2 separate regions of the Homo sapiens genome follow, and region 1 is linked to region 2. A link is a loop called in an ENCODE intact Hi-C map of the cell type or tissue named here. Cell type or tissue: PC-9. All regions are shown on one strand. Region 1 overlaps ERC1 (ELKS/RAB6-interacting/CAST family member 1). Region 2 has its middle 17 kb from the start of LINC00942.

The links. A loop is a pair of places that touch in the nucleus more often than their neighbours do. Peaks named below come from ENCODE experiments on the same cell type or tissue, not always from the same donor. Only the 100,000 strongest peaks of a DNase experiment are listed, where the experiment ranks them.
Region 1: a loop joins it to region 2, with 19 times the contacts of the local background. A loop is called at or near these places in 1 of 110 quality-filtered maps.

The regions. Positions count from the first base shown.
Region 1 is chr12:1,169,803-1,174,802 of GRCh38, reverse strand. The region is part of intron 8 of ERC1 (ELKS/RAB6-interacting/CAST family member 1); the gene reads right to left. Among named protein-coding and RNA genes, the nearest start is that of ERC1, 180 kb to the right of the region's middle. In PC-9, no CTCF peak of the experiment used is centred here; a DNase peak (open chromatin) is centred at 2,902; H3K27ac peaks cover 970 bases.
Region 2 is chr12:1,515,298-1,520,297 of GRCh38, reverse strand. No RefSeq gene overlaps it. Among named protein-coding and RNA genes, the nearest start is that of LINC00942, 17 kb to the right of the region's middle. In PC-9, a CTCF peak has its summit at 3,024 (motif pointing left); DNase peaks (open chromatin) are centred at 857 and 3,167; H3K4me3 peaks cover 1,239 bases.

The DNA of each region.
Region 1 (5,000 bases), 350 kb after region 2:
CTGTTGATTAGACTTTCCTGTCAAGAAAGGGCAATACAAGAAACATTATTTAAAATGAAATTTCACAGAACCAACCAAGTTTTACATACAAGAAGACAGATTTGTTTTATGAGCCTACCTAATATACAAACACCCCTTACATGCATAATAAGGATAATACCCTTCTTTCTACTCCATCATCTGCATCTAGGGAGAAATTCAGGAATTAAAATGTTAACAATTTCACTTTTATACCTGATATGTAGTTAAACTATTAAAGGAATCCATTATTCTTTGCTAGTAAACACTTCTGCTGATATACTCAGGTGCAGAAGCTGCTGAAACAGGTAAAATGCCGTCAGCAAGTTCTTGGCAAGTTACTTTCTTTTTCAATTACCCACTCTAGAGAGACTGACTGTTGAGTCGGAGTGAAAAGGGATGGCTATTCTCAGACTCTTATTTACTTCTAAAAGAGGAGAAACAAACATTTCATAGTGAAAGGATCTCACAAAATAAAAAAAGAACAGTGGACACTAAGATTACCTCCTCTGGGCAAGCTGCCATCAGTGAGGAAGACCTGAAATAGACACAGATAGGTGCAAACCAGCTGTGTAAGCACTGAACAAACCCGAAACACGCAGGGGGTGGGAGGTGGGTGTGTCGGGTGAAATGTGTGCCCATAAAAATACTTCTCTTTCCGTTTATCCAGCATCATGATGGCTAACAGCTGAGCCCCACTGAATGCAGCATCACAATGGATAACAGCTGAGCCCCCACTGAATCCAGCATCATGATGGGTAACAGCTGAGCCCCACTGAATGCAGCATCACAATGGATAACAGGTGAGTCCCACTGAATCCAGCATCATGATGGGTAACAGCTGAGCCCCACTGACTGCAGCATCACGATGGATAACAGCTGAGCCCTCACTCACTGAATTCAGCATCATGATGGGTAACAGCTGAGCCCCACTGAAGGCTCCCATGACATATCCTCACTTTCGTTGTGATCAAGGACCTCAGTTTATATGTGTCACTGACCAGCTGAAGAATGAATGTTACCACATTATTCTTGTCATTATTCTCTTCTTTTTCACCAAGCTAATGTTGAGGTTATAAATGCTGTTTACTCTGATAGTCCCATATCATATTATTTCAGTATGTATTATGCCATTTTTATAAAATATTCAGCAGAGAGTCTATTCTATACTAATTCAAGTACCCATAGGATCTGAAATATAAGATTTATAAGAAGCTTTGAACAGCCAAGAGAAAAACTGGATCCATTATGCACATACTAGAACATAAAGATAAAAATGATTGTTCAGAATCACGTTTAGCAGAAAAATACCCTTTTAAATATGCTCGGAATATCCAGTTTTTAAAAACTCTCCATTGTTTAGGACTATAAACCACAGAACCCCTAAAATAAAATAACAAGAACGACGATTCTAACAGTGGTGGTGGGGAGGTAGATTACAGAAGCAGCCAACACTTAAAAACATGCCAGGTACTGATGCAAGGACTTTATATGGAACAATGATTTAAGCATCACTACAGGCCTATGGGAAAATCACTAGGTAGTGTAGCTCCAGAATCTACTCTTAATTACCACCCTATAAATAATATGTTCTATGGTGAAAAACTGAAAAAGTAATCACATAAAGCATCTTTCCATAAATGATTTCTTATGATTATAGTGTTTATTAATATAGTATACCATTGCTACGATCATGTACTTAAAATGTACCCCCTACTGAAGCAAAGAATAAAACGAACCCCCAAAGAATGAGGTACCAAACCACTGCAAATGGAAAAGTACATCCTTCATGGATGAAACATACATCTAATCACCATACACTAAAGCTGCTGGGCAGAGCCAAAGATGCTTGACGTTAAGGATTTCAGGACCACGACGTTATTCAAATAATCTGTTTAGCCTAACTTTCAAGGTTAAAGGAAGCTAGTTTATTTACAGACAGACGGACCAAGGAGGACCTGACAATAAAACATTTAAAAGGTTTTTCTTCTGTTACATAAATTAGTTTTAAAATTGAAAATTAATAAAATAATTGTTACAGAAAAGGATACATTTTATAATCCCATGGGTTTTTTTTTTGTATAAACTCTCCCTGACATAGAAAGAAATCACTACCTATTAGCATATATTCAATTTCTGTACAAGCAAAATTTTGTAGTGATCAAAGGAACTGGCATTTATTCTACACATCTGTGCCGTCAATGATAATAGAAGGGGGGTGATACCCAACAGGTTTATATATACAGTTTACTATCATATATAATTATCATTATTGAGTAGTAAACTCAAGAAATACATATTTGTTTGTTCTGTTTTTGAGACAGGGTCTTGCTCTGTCACCAAGGCTGAAGTGTGACAGTGTAATCACTGCTCACTGCATCCTTGAACTCCTGAGCACGAGTAATCCTCCAGCCTCAGCCTCCGGAGTAGCTGAGACTACAAATGCATGCCACCACACCCAGCCGATTTTTAATTTTTGTAGAGATGAAGTACTGCAACATTGCCCAGGCTGGTCTCAAACTCCTGGCCTCAAGTGATCCTCCCACCTTGGCCTCTCAAAGCATTGGGATTACAGATGTGAGTCACTGTACCCAGCCCAAGGAAGAAACATTTTTAAATTAACTGTTTGGAGAAAGACGACGTTATTCCTTAAAATGACCTCTGTAATCATGGTACAGTTCTGTTTACTAGGGTGGAAAGAAACAGAAATAAAATGGTTATTTTATATAGAGGCTTTCTTGTCCTCATACAATTTTTATTTCAACAAGAAAGAAAAACTGATAAAATCAGAGGAAGTCTAATGCTGACTGCAAAGCTACAGAGTGAATTCATCAAATCTGCATACTAATTCCACATTGGCACAGATTTATTGACATCTTTTGTTTTGGCTTTTATCAGCCCTGCCCAGTTGTCAGGAGCTATCATGTTTCAGTCTGGGTGATTTATTTCCAGTCAAGTGGAACTGATTACTCTGCCTTTGAGGCCCAAATCACTGGGCAAACGCAGAAGAGACTTCCTCTAGGACACAGTTCTGAGGACAAGACAGCTCAAAACACTTCTTGCAGTCCCCTGGCTCACTTTAAATATCATTTAAGGGAAAGGAACATTTTTGAGGGTGCCTCCACAGCTCTTTTAAATAGCCATCAGCATCAAATTTATTGTATGAAATCAGTTATTCAAAAAGGCTCTGACCTTTACTTTCTTGGTTAATAATACCTTTCAGTATTGATGGCAGAAATACAGTCTGGATGAACTGGTCATAATCAGTTGGCAAAGAGGGATCTATAGTAATTAATAGTGAATTTTTCCTTTTCAGGTTCTAAGTCCCCTGATTTCTGGTCAACAGTTTGTCCACCATCAGACACTCGGACAAAATGTACAAACAAGGCAAAACTATAATTTACCAAAAAAAAAAAAAAAAAAAAAAAGAATGTTTTGCCCAGACTATTGCTGACATCTAAATTTTGCTTCTCCACTTGTTTCCAGCGATGAGAAGCTGCAAGACTGACAAAACCATAAGAAACTCTAAGCAATGTTTTAAATTCAATTTGGGTTTTTAAAAGTTTTCATATCAGTATTCTCAATTACTGCTTATGGTCCTCAATAAGCCCAGCAAAGATGTCGGGTAGCAAGTAACACTTCCTTGGTTGGGTTTCCCTGTCAGTTGTGTTGTTCTCTCATAGTACAGATCATGGAGTGAATTATTGCAATGAATGACTAGTTACGTGGCATTGAGCAAATTGCTTAATCTTTCTCATCACTTTAACTGTAAAACAAAAGACTAGTAACATCTCTTTCAATTATAAAATATAACAATATTCTTCTAAGGAAGATGAGAACATTTAAAAAGTAATAAACTTCACCAGAATACTACTATATTTTATCTTTAAAACTGTTCAAATTTAATTATACAGGAATGGTATAGCCCTTAAGAAAATATATTTTCAGAGTCCACTGCTCCAGGTAGATTTTATTAATTGCTGGTAGGAAAGAAAGTTCCTTGACAGATTTGCTCATGGTACAGATCATGGAACTAGGGGCCTCTCGCATTAGAACAACTGGATACAATGACACAAAAGCTGGTAAGACCAAAGGTCACTGCCAGTCAAGATCTGCCTGGTAGATAATTATGGAAAATAGCTCAAACCCTTCTTTTTCTATCTAGTCAGCATATATAAAAAATTGACAGACCTCCCTGTGCTAAAATTGCTCAAAAGACAAAGAGGGCACATAAATCCACAACGGCAATCCTTCTGTGGCAGTAGCAATGATGAGATTTCACTGAGGCCCTCAATTCACATCATCGATGTGAATGGCTTCCCTTGAAGTTGTTCAGTTACAGTGGCTGTCTAGGTAGCCTAGTCTCAGTTCACTACATTTTAGTGATGAGAGATCCAATATTTTTTTAAAAACTAAAGCAGGCACAAGAGGCTTAATTTTTTAAAAAAATCCATTGTATTGTAATAATTTAAAAATTGGGAATAATTAAACACTTAACAATAAAAGGCTAGCCAAATTAAATATGGTCTATCCACTGGATGGAAAGAATATTATACCATTACAATTCATATTCTTGAGAATTAAGGATACAAAAACTTGTTTATTATACACTATTACATGAATAAGACAGGTCACCAAAAAGTAAGTGTAATATTATACCAATTTCAAGTGAGGAGAAGTTTATTTTTACACAGATTTTTTTCTTTTTATAGCTTTTCCATACTTTTCATATATTTAGAATGGACATCTACAATTTTAATGATAATGCCAAAACCAAATATTTTCTAAATACAGTCCAAGAAATCTTAGCAAAAGGAGATTCTCTTATCATATTCACCTGCCAACATAGAAAACCTCTAGGGGTTTCTTTGGGGCATGTAAGCAACTGTATTATTTAACCCACACCTTTCACAAGTTCATAATGTGTAACCAAACAAACCAAGCTTTCAGAGATTTGGGGAGTCTTTCTTCAAAGAAAGACT
Region 2 (5,000 bases):
TTTTGTGTTTTTAGTAGAGACTGGGTTTCACCATGTTTCACCATGTTGGCTAGGCTGGTCTCGAACTCTTGGCCTCAACTGATCTGCCTGCCCTCAACCTCCCAAAGTGTTGGGATTACAGGTGTGAGCCACTGTGCCCAGGCCCTCTTCCCCCACTTTTAATTTTCCTTTTGCCTTTCTTGTAGCTTGATAACATGACCTGTATCCCCACCTGCCTGTTTTATTCTTGGGCTGACATTTGTGGTGCATTTTAAGCTGGAATTTCTGGAAACAGAAAGCTACAAGATCCACAGCAAAAGCTACAAAATGCAGTGGTGGAATTTCAGGCACCAGGGCATCGCACGGAGGAGACATTCCAGGGCCCCAGAGTGGGTGGGGAAGCTGCTGAGATCCTGAGAGCCTTCCAGTACCTTCAGACCCCACCACCCTGGCAGCAGCCTGCCCAGAGTCCACTCCCTTGGGCGACTCTGCTTAGGGCTCCCCCATCATCTAGCCGGTGGCAGGCAGCCAGGAGCTACTCGCCTTCTTTAATTTAAATGTACATCTGGGTTTGCAGTAAGTTACAGGGACAAGGGTCTCCAGGAGTGGACCAGGGAAGGCCCTGCCCAGGTAACCAAGCCCATGTCAAGCAATCCACAGTCCTCAGGATTCTTCCTCCATGGGTGGGGTTTTGATTGTGTGTTTTAAAGATGCCTTCATTGTAACAATTAAAGGATCAGAATAAATCTGACCACAATCAGTACTTTAAAACCTTCTTGCTTTGCACTTAGAGAACCCTTGGCATGGCCCTGCTTGCCACAGTGACTGACAACAGTGACCCAGACAGACAGAGGACACTCACTCGCTACAAATGCTGAGCACATAAATATTTACTTAGGCACAAGCAATGGCCTGAGTGCCTTTTATGCGGTGGGGAGACAGGAATGAATCATGCAGGTTGGCAGCTGGAACAAGACGGGGAGAGGAAGGGGAGTCTCTTCTCTGGGGAGCAGCTGTCTTAAGAGCTGCCAGAAATAGGAGAGGGAGGACTGGAGCTGGGGGAACTTGAACATGGAGAGCCCTGAGAGGATGCGAGAGAGGACGACCGGTGGGCAGCCCTGGGAGGACCCCACCTCTGCCTGGGAGGAGCCTCAGGCTGTTGTCTGCCAGCCAGTGCCAAGGGCTGGAGGGGCCCCGGCGGAGTCTCACCACTGTTTGGAACGAAGAGTAGTAGAATCCCAGCCCTGCTCCCAGAGGGCGGAGGACGGGAGGCAGGGACGAGCACACCTGGTGAGGCGGGGTTCACCACGGGGCCCCACGGAACTGCCAGGGGCCTGCAGTTCTGCCCTACCCAGTCCTGGGCTCCAGAAGCCATCTGCCAAGACGGTGGGCTGGGTGTGCACCGTGCTGCAGGGGTGTGTCTTCTCCCACGCCAGGAGCACCGTCACCCCTGTTCACACCCCGCCCCCAGCCTAGACCTGGTTTTTCCTACAAATCCCCACCGAGACGTTATCTTCCATCTCACTGGGGTCAAGGAGTGGCTGACTGCCCGGTAGCAACAAAGGACGTTTTGAGCCGCGGAATCCACAGGTATCAACTTGGATCCTGGGGCTGGGAACGGAAGTCCCAACACCAGGTAGGGGGTAGCCCGTGGACATGCAGGAGGCAGCCCCAGAACCAGGGAGGGGGCGGCACCAGGACAAGGTGGGGGCAGCCCAGTGTGCATCCCTTCCTGTCTAACCCTTCGTCACTCGGCTGGTCCACCAACAAGAACTGCTTAACCTGGGGCTGATTCTGTGACTCCCCATTTGACCACTTCTCTGCCCTAGAGGGCAGCTGAGAGAGAAGGAAGGAAGGAAGTAGATTCTCTTTGGTCCTTGTTCCCGGCTTGGGTAAGAGAAAGGAGGTGTTCGCTCCTCCTGAGCCAGGCCCTGGCCACCCCCTTTCTGCTGTCCCTCAGTAGACACCTGCACTGTGATCCTAGGCATGGTGGCTGTGGTGGAGGTGGAGGTGACGGGGTCATGGGAGGGAACATCTCCAGCACAATGCAGCTTTAAAACCACTGCCTCTGCAGCACGGACTCTGGAGTCCAGCTCCCAGGAAAAGCTTCAGATTAGGATATTTCTATTGTTACTACATGTAGGCACTTTGTCAGTTGCACTGTAGCTTTTCTATACTGTACTGGCATGGGGTGTGAGGAAGTTACGTGCAGGGACAGCAGCTCCCACCCAGGACTAACTTCTGCAGGAGAATTATGATAGCATCAGGAAAACAACAGTCATAATCCATTCTAATTGAGAGGTTATGGTGTACTAAGGAATTTAATCCTTACAGCAACACGATGAGGTTGACTCTGTTATCCCATTTCACAGATGAGAAAACTGAGGCTTAAAGAGGCCAAATTACCTCCCACAATCACACAACTAGCAGGAGTCCAGGTCAGGCTTCACACCCAGTTGTAGAAAAGCCTGTCGGGAGAGAAATCGGGAGACCCTTGCTGCTGTTTAGGCCAAATTCTGCCTCCACCTACCACAAACTGGGAATTGGTTCTTTATTCCTACTTTTCAGAGCCTACCTTCCTACAATTACTCAGGACAGGAAATCTACCATGCTGGCCCTAATTCTATAAATAGTGGAAGAGGATGCATTGGCTGGAAAGCTTGAGAGAAATGTATAAGACGAAGTGCTTTTTATTTAATCTGTTCAAGTTCACAGTGAGGCAGGAAACCAATTTTCCCCAAACTGAGAACTGAGGAAAGGGCCATCCTTTGATTCTTACCTCCCTTTCTCACCCCTGTGGCCAGAGAGGTGTTGCTTTTAATAAAGCAATTTCCAGGTGGTGCTTGGAACTCCACAGAACAAAAACCCACGAGAAATGGCTTGGGGGGTGGGGGCTGCCATTTCCTTCATTTTTCTCTGTTTTCCTTTACTTCCACCAAGCTAGAGATCACAAAACAAGCCAGAGACCCCACCAAATCCCAGGGTGGGGAGCTCCCCCTAGTGGCCCAGTGGGTCCCCCTGTAGACCCCCCTGGGGTCTTGACGAAAGAAGGGAAAGGAGCAGATGTTTGAACAAGTCTAGAGTCTTGTATAAGAGAGAATGATCCACTCCTGGGCATACACCCAAAGAATAGGGCAGGGACTCAAAGAGATATTTGTACAGCCATCCATAACAACGTTATTCACAGTGGCCAAACAATCCAAGTGTCCATCAGTGGATGAGTGCATAAACAAAAATGTGGTATAACCACACAATGAAATATTATTCAGTCTTAAAAAGGAATGAAATTCTGCCACAGGCCACAACATGGATGATCCTGAGACATTATGCTAAGTGAAGTAGTCAGACACCCAAGGACAAAAACTGCATAATTCTACTTATATGAGGTACTCAGAGTAGTCAAACTCAGAGATACAGAAAGTAGAATGGTGGTGGCCGAAGACCTGGGGGAGAAGGGAATGGAGAGTTATGGTTTAATAGATACAGAATTCCAGTTGGGGATGATTAAAAATTTGGGAGCTGGTGGTTGCACAACAATATGTGTATACTTAATGCCACTGAATTATACACTTAAAAATTGCTAACATGCTAATTTTATGTTATGTATCTTTTATCAAACACAAAAAATAAAAATAAAAAAGAGAAAATAGTTCCACCAATTTTTGTGGAAAAAGCACATCTTTTTCCAGGTTTCTAGAAATTTTGCCAAATCACTCAATTTAGGTTGAAATTCTGTGTATTTAGTCTCAGCCTAGAATGAAATCTAGGGTAAATATTGTATTGAAATTTATTTCATTTAGGAGAATAAAATGTGGTCTTAGACTGGGCGTGGTGGCTAACACCTGTAATTCCAGCAATTTGGGAAATTTGGGAGGCAAAGGTGGGTGCATCACTTGAGAGCAGGAGTTCGAGACCAGCCTGGCCAACATGGTGAAACCCTGTCTCTACTAAAAATACAAAAAAAAAAAAAAAAAAAAAAAATTTAGCCTGGTATGGTGGCATGCACCTGTAGTCCCAGCTAGCTACTTGGAGGGTGAGGCAGGAGAATTGCTTAAAACTGGAAGTCAGAGGCTGCAGTGAGCCAAGGTCACACCACTGCACTCTAGCCTGGGCAAGAGAGCAAGACTCTGTCTCAAAAAAAAAAAAAAAAAAAAGAGTCTTAGGGAAGGATAGACAGGTCAATGGAACAGAATAGAAAACCCAGAAACAGGCCTACACAAATAATGCCCAACTGATTTTTGTCAAAGGTGCAAAAGAAAATCAATGGAGGAAAAATTGTCTTTTCAACAAATGATGCTGAAGCAATTATACATCCATAGATTAAAAATATGAATCTCAATCTAAACCTCACATTTTATACAAAAATTAATTTAAAATGCATCATAGATTTAAATGTAAAATATGAAACTATAAACTTTTAGAAAACCAGGGGAAAATCTTTAGGACCCAGGGCTAAATAAAGAGTTCTTAGACTTAATACCAAAAGTATGATCCATAAAAGGAAAAAAATCAATAAAGAAAAAAGCCCTGTTAAGAGGATGAAAAGACAGGTTACAGACTAGGAGAAAATGTTTTCAAACTATATCTGACAAAAGTTTATATCTAGAAAATAAGAACTCTCAAGACACAACAGTAAAAAAAAAAAAAAAAAAAAGAAAAAAAGAAAATGGGCAAAAAACATGAATAGGTATTTCACTAAAGAGGATATATGGATTGCAAATAGGCACACAAAAGGACATTCATTGTTAACCACTGGAGAAATGGAAATTTGAAATCACAGTGAGATATCATTACACATCTATTAGAACAACTCAAATAAAAATAGTGACAACACCAAATGCTGGCGAGGATGTGAGGAAACTGTATCTTTCATATATTGCTAGTGGAAATGTAAAATGGTTCAGCCACTGAGGAAAACAATTTGGCAGTTTCTTAAAAAACAGTTTCTAAACATAGACTTACTATATGATCAATTAATTGCACACCTGGGCATTTACCCCAGAGAAATGACAACTTATGCT